2 separate regions of the Homo sapiens genome follow, and region 2 is linked to region 1. Evidence: chromatin loops called from intact Hi-C (ENCODE). Cell type or tissue: right lobe of liver. All regions are shown on one strand. Each heading gives the region's core, and the rest is flanking DNA. Links, peaks and the distances in the headings are about the cores only.

Region 1 (2,906 bases), core at 273-2,772:
TGCACACACTGTTCTTCTTACTGACACCCACCGTGGCATTCATGTGCTCATTTCCACGTACACAGCCCGCCATGATAGACTCAGGGTCACTCTTCGTCTCTCTCCTTTGTCTTTCCTCCCTCAAGCCCATGATCTTCATGTCACCAATGTTCACATAGTATTCACACTCAAGCATGAACTTACATCGACACATATGTCCTCCCTGATACCCACACAGGCATGTACACCTTCACACACATTCTTTCTGTCACACACACACTGTGCTTAGGGTACCTTTTGCCAAAATCAGGATAAATTCCAAACAGCCTCCACCCCGTGGACATCTCTCCCAAGAAAGACAGGACTGACTGCTTTCACCCTCGGTGCAGGGCCAGGTACTAAAGGCATTTTCTCTCCAGAAGCAGCTCCAATCCTTCTTGTACAAATACATAGCCCTTGGAGGCTCCTGCCCTCTTTATCCTTGGCCAAGCTATAACCAGCCTGTCCCTCTGAGGGGACCCACCAGCCACCACCCATCTTGTTATCCACACATTTCTGAGCAGGTCTTCTCACAAAGTGAACTCGGGGCTAGGCAGAAGGGAGAGGTACTGGGGGAGGGAACCCAGGGCTGTGACCCTTCGAGGCCCAGGCTGACGGTCCCTTTGCTTGTTCCTTCCCCGCAGGCCATCCTGGAAACCCCTGACAGGCAGCTGACCCTGAATGAGATCTATAACTGGTTCACCAGGATGTTCGCCTATTTCCGCAGAAACACTGCCACCTGGAAGGTGAAGCAGGCCCCTTCCACCTTCTGGGCCCCAGTCACCCTTGGACCTGCCATATCCCATGGAGACCAAGGCTGCCTAACAATTAGTTCCCTAAACCATTAGTCCTGCAGAAACAGCCACCCAAGGGCCCAGCCAGGGCTGCATGCCCACGCCCACCTCAGCAGGGGCTGTGGATTGTTCCATAACCTTTTAATGATCCCTTCCTTCCAGCCTGGTGCTGCCTCCTTTCTGGGAAGCAATCCTTCTCTAGGGTACACCCCCAAGGGCCCCAAAGACGCCAGCCCCACGAGGTAGGGCCTCTAGGAATTGCTAATGCCCAAGCTTGATACAGAAGCCTGGGCCGAATTTCACAGAGACCCTAAGGGTCTGGATACCTTGGCTTAAGGTACATGTTCTGAAGCCTGAGGTGGGGCTAGGAAAGCGCAGGTATAGACACACGGATGGACCAAGAGCCGTGGACCACACATTGGGGCACTGACGGCACTCACAGCCCTCCCCAGCTCTGCCATCCCTGGCAGGAAGATAATTGTCTCCATCCAATTAGTCATTTCAACACCTTCAGCCATAAGTTTTCCTGGGAGAGCAGAAGCAGGCAAGAGGGGGACTCTAGAAAAATGGGAGACAGATGCTGGGGTACTAGGCCATTTATTTTTCTATAGCCAAAAGGGGGGTGTGTGTGTGTGTCTGTCTGTCTGTCTCAAGGTGGGAAGGTGATATCTAAATTGGGAGAGTGGGCGGGGCGGGGGGAAGAAGGAGAGAGTGTTCGCCCCTGCAGGGAAGGTTAGACGCGGGGAAGGACTCCCTCTCAGAACCTTAATTGGATCCCTGGCTCTTGAGTCCCCCTGCTGGCCACTGAAGAAACTGCAGTTAAACGGGCTACCTCCCCCAATCCCACTAGGTTTCAACAAGTGTTACTGAACCCCTCCTCCCCACCAGCGCCCAGGACTTGGTGGGGTCTGCACAGTGCCTGCCTACCCTTTGCCCTGGGATTATGCTAAGTGCAGCAGAAGGGACTGCATCATGACTTTCATATGCTCATACCCAATTCCCAAAGCTTGGGAGAGAAGCTGGGAGGCTGTTGGGACAGCTGCTGTAATTGGCTGTGAGTGATGTCATTTTCTGCCAACCACATTCCTGCCCTCTTTCTGAGCCAGCAGGGCTTGCTTGGGACCACCTGGTCCAGTCTCCAACCTCCAAGTCAGTTCAGATACCAGGTTTTTATAAATGATAGAGTCCTACAAACATAAGGGATGATTATAATTATTACCTAATGTTTAATAAAGCATATTAATCTTTTGCCTTTAGGGGTAGTAATATAGAGCCTCCTTTCCATAAGACAGCCTCCTTTTTGGGGGCAAAGTACTGCTAAGCCACCTACCTTCCTTCCTTCCTTCTGTCTTACCTGTAATGCCCTGCTGCAATTTTCTAATTCTCTCTTCTCTTGAGGTCAGGTTAGGTGACCTGGTTTAGGTGACTTCCTTAAACTACTCAGTGACCATCCTGAAGCCACCCCCCTGATATTCTAACCCTGCCGCCCTTGCCCAGCCCAGCCTTTCACATCTCTGTGGTGTGTTCCTCCTAGTTCTTCACCCCCATCTCCCCTCACCTAGTCTAGGGTCCAGTAAGAAGCATCTGGGCTGGGGAAAGTGAACGACTAAGTGGGTGACTTTGCCAGTTAGCAGTGTTCTGCTGCTGCCTCTGTGCCTGAGGCCACTGCCTGAGCCTTCCTCATGGCACAGCAGAATCCATCCAGCTTGAGGTCCACTTTGACCTTCTGGTTTTTTTCAGCCAAATGCATTCATGTTACTTGGGAAATACACCATCTACACCCAACTCTGCTTCCCTTCCACCTCTACTTTCCACTCATTTCTCAGCCCCTCAGGTCATCTCTGCTCCTCTCCCGAATTATTTGTGCTTTCTTCTTTCCCTTCTTCACCTTTGCTGGCTCCCACCCTGAGATACTTTCCACCTCAGACCAGGGCAGAAGGGTTGGGAGCGGGCATGGTGTGGGCCCAGCCAGCTGCCGTTCATCCAGGGACAGAGCTGCCATCTGCCAAGCTGATGGTCCTTGCTGGCCCTCCCCGTGTCCATCCCCTCCCAAGGCCCGTGTTGTGGGCCCGTCCTTTTGTTTACGAAGCCCCT
Region 2 (2,906 bases), core at 262-2,761, 130 kb before region 1:
GCCAGAGCTCTGTGGGCAGATTCCTGGGGCTGCTTCCATGTATTTCCCAGGCCAGAGGTGAGCACGCAGTTCCTGGCTCATACCGGAGCAGGGTGGATACAGAAAGAAGCAGCAGCTTGCACCGGCTGGAGAAGCTGACAGCTGCCTCTCTGCCCCAGGGCTGCAGAAGCAGTGTGTTTTAGCTATGGCATGACTTAATAGTTAAAAAGCAGGCCCAGCACATGCCAAGGACATAGCTGGTCACACTGGGCACTCAGGCATTCAACCTCCACTGGAGGCACTTGGAGAGGCTCTTTGCCTTCTCTGCTTCCCAGAGCTCAGGTGCCTCAATGGAAAACAGCAAGAAAGGTGCAACCACATTTGCCAATGAGATGGAGACAGAGAGAGGGCTCAGCTGCAGATAGCAGAGTTCAGTTTCTTGCCACTCTTTTAAAAGCAAACTCCACCAACTGATGTGCAGTGAGGCTGGCATTTCCAGGCGCCTGACAGGCTGGAATTAAACACCTGTCCGTTAAACTGACAGCCCCTGGAAGGAAAGTGAGGGAAAGAGAAGGTAGAGGGGGAGAGCTGGAAACCCAACAGCAGGCCGGCTCCTTCCTTGTAGGAGGCATTGTGTGTGCCCAAGAGAGAGTCCAGGATCAGAGTAAGCGGCACCTCTGGGTCCCTGCCCTCTGGTTTCTGAGGGAGCGTGTAGGCAGGCCCACAACAAACTAATACTCAGACCTGGACATTAGGGATAGAGAAGGAGGCCGGGCCAAGGAGAAGCTGAGAGGCTTACCATCATTTGCTCAAAGCTCCAGCTCAAAGGCTAGTTGCACCCTGACAGCCTCCCTGCTCTCTCCTTCCTCACCCACATACACAACATCTTAACTGCTCTGAACCCTTCAGGCACATGCCAGGCACTAGGCAACCCGTCCTGAACTTCCCTGAGACACCTCTTGGGCTGTTGTTTAACATTTGAATGGGTCGGTCCTGGCTCCCCAACTCCCCAGCGTAAGCTCCTAGGGAGAAGGAAGCTTGTCTTTGACTTCAAAGATGCTCCCCTACAGTCTTCAGTGCATCCTAGTGGGTGGGGCCAGTGTGGGGTGATAGGTTTACAGATGGATGGGAATCATGGGTAAATGAACAGATGGATGAGTGGATGGATGCAACACTGATCACTAGGTGCTGTATGTCACTGTGCCGAGGCTGGTTGTTAAAGTTAGTAAGTAGTCGTTGCCCCTAACCAGGGAAGGCCAACCTCCAACCATCTGGGACTTGCTGGACCTCATACCATTCAGCAAGTAAACATTAGCACCCCGCCCAGCAGGGGGCCTCAGGCCCCTGCTCCATTGCTATGACCAGCGTCCATTCTTATTGGTCAGTATACGGGATTATTATTTTAACCAACACTCCTGAGTGGGCAGATGAACAGAGGCCAGGACTGAATGTGAAATTAGATGATTTTAGGGAAGGAAGAACTGGAAGGAAGTAGGTAGGAACTTGTGACAAGCCAACTCGCTTGTCAGGTGAGTGGGTTTTTGTTTCTCACACTCAACCATGACCTTGGGCTATTTAGTAGAACTCTGAGCCTCAGTCTGCTCACCTCTCAAGTGAGAACAGTATCTGCCTTGCCCACTTTAGAGGGTGGTCGTGCCTGGTTGGAATCTGTCCCTCGCTCCTCTAGGCATTATTCTTTGCTCTGCACGTGCCCGTTTCTCTAATAGATAATGAGCTCTTTGCAAACAAGGATGCAGTATAAAACATCTTTATATCCCAGAGCGTGCTTGGTAAATGTTGGTTGAATGGATGAATGCAGGAGTAATGAATGAGTGAATGAAAAAAAGAGCAGACTCTGAAAAGTATAGCAGGAGAGAGTAGGGTGCACATGGGGGAAGTTGTTGTAAGATGGATGGGAGGTGGAGAGGGGGAAGACCAGGGAGGGGCACTGCCCAGTATCAGAAGGGATCTTCTCGCACCCTTGATCAACTCCTCATGTGCCTCCTTCACTACCCTGGTGATGCCCAAGTTTTGGGAGCATGAGGCCAGCATATGTCCTCGTGGGAGAGTGGGCCCCTGAAGGCAGATCCTAGTGTGGGTAGCGCTGCTTCATCCAGCTTCCCAGGGTGCACCACTGCAGTCTCTGTGAGCTCCAGGTATGAAACTCAGGGTTGTCCAATGAAGGGAGAGGGGAAGCACCAGAAGACAAGACAGGGAACCAGAAAGGCTAGAGGAGAAGACCAAGGCTGGAGGAGCTGAGGAGCACACCGACCTTGACTTCAAACCTTGCCCTCCCTCCCCTCACTCTAGTGGTACCATCAACGCATCCCTTCTCAGATCCCCAGCCTGGCTGGCTGCCCCTTCCCAAGTCTCTCTCTGGGCTCCCCTCTTTCTCATATCCAGGGCCTATTTGGAAGGCCAGGGCTCTGTCTCCAAATCCTGCCCCACACTCTGGAATCATCCCTGGGTGATCTCAGCCTCCTCCCAGCTCAGTACACATGATTCAGCGCTTAATTATTTCCTATGGAATAGGATTCGCCGTTTGCTCATGTGCGCATGTGCTGTACGTGAGGGTGCTCTTCCATGTACCCACCACCCACCCATGGCCACAGGAGTTACAGCTGGTCTCTCTGGCAAGGCCACTATTCTTTTTCTTCTCTCTTAGAAAGGAGGTCTTGGCCGGGCACAGTGGCTCATGCCTGTAATTCCAACACTTTGGGAGGCTGAGGCAGGCGGATCATGAGGTCAAGAGATCGAGACCATCCTGGCCAATGTGGTGAAACCCTGTCTCTATTAAAAATACAAAAAATTAGCTGGGCATGGTGGCGCACGCCTGTAGTCCCAGCTACTCAGGAGGCTGAGGCAGGAGGATCGCTTGAACCCCAGAGGTGGAGGTTGCAGTGAGCCGAGATGGTGCCACTGCACCC

What was found. A loop is a pair of places that touch in the nucleus more often than their neighbours do. Peaks named below come from ENCODE experiments on the same cell type or tissue, not always from the same donor. Only the 100,000 strongest peaks of a DNase experiment are listed, where the experiment ranks them.
Region 2: a loop joins it to region 1, with 6 times the contacts of the local background. A loop is called at or near these places in 90 of 110 quality-filtered maps.

What each region holds. Positions count from the first base shown.
Region 1 is chr6:41,590,559-41,593,464 of GRCh38, forward strand. FOXP4 (forkhead box P4) reads left to right here. Exons shown (of 17, transcript NM_001012426.2): 13 at 663-764. Among named protein-coding and RNA genes, the nearest start is that of MIR4641, 6.7 kb to the right of the region's middle. RefSeq lists an enhancer at 2,421-2,906. In right lobe of liver, for the core only: a CTCF peak has its summit at 1,628 (motif pointing left); a DNase peak (open chromatin) is centred at 1,613; H3K27ac peaks cover 325 bases.
Region 2 is chr6:41,462,181-41,465,086 of GRCh38, forward strand. The region is part of intron 2 of LOC112267957 (a long non-coding RNA gene); the gene reads right to left. Among named protein-coding and RNA genes, the nearest start is that of LINC01276, 39 kb to the right of the region's middle. In right lobe of liver, for the core only: a CTCF peak has its summit at 1,327 (motif pointing right); a DNase peak (open chromatin) is centred at 1,291.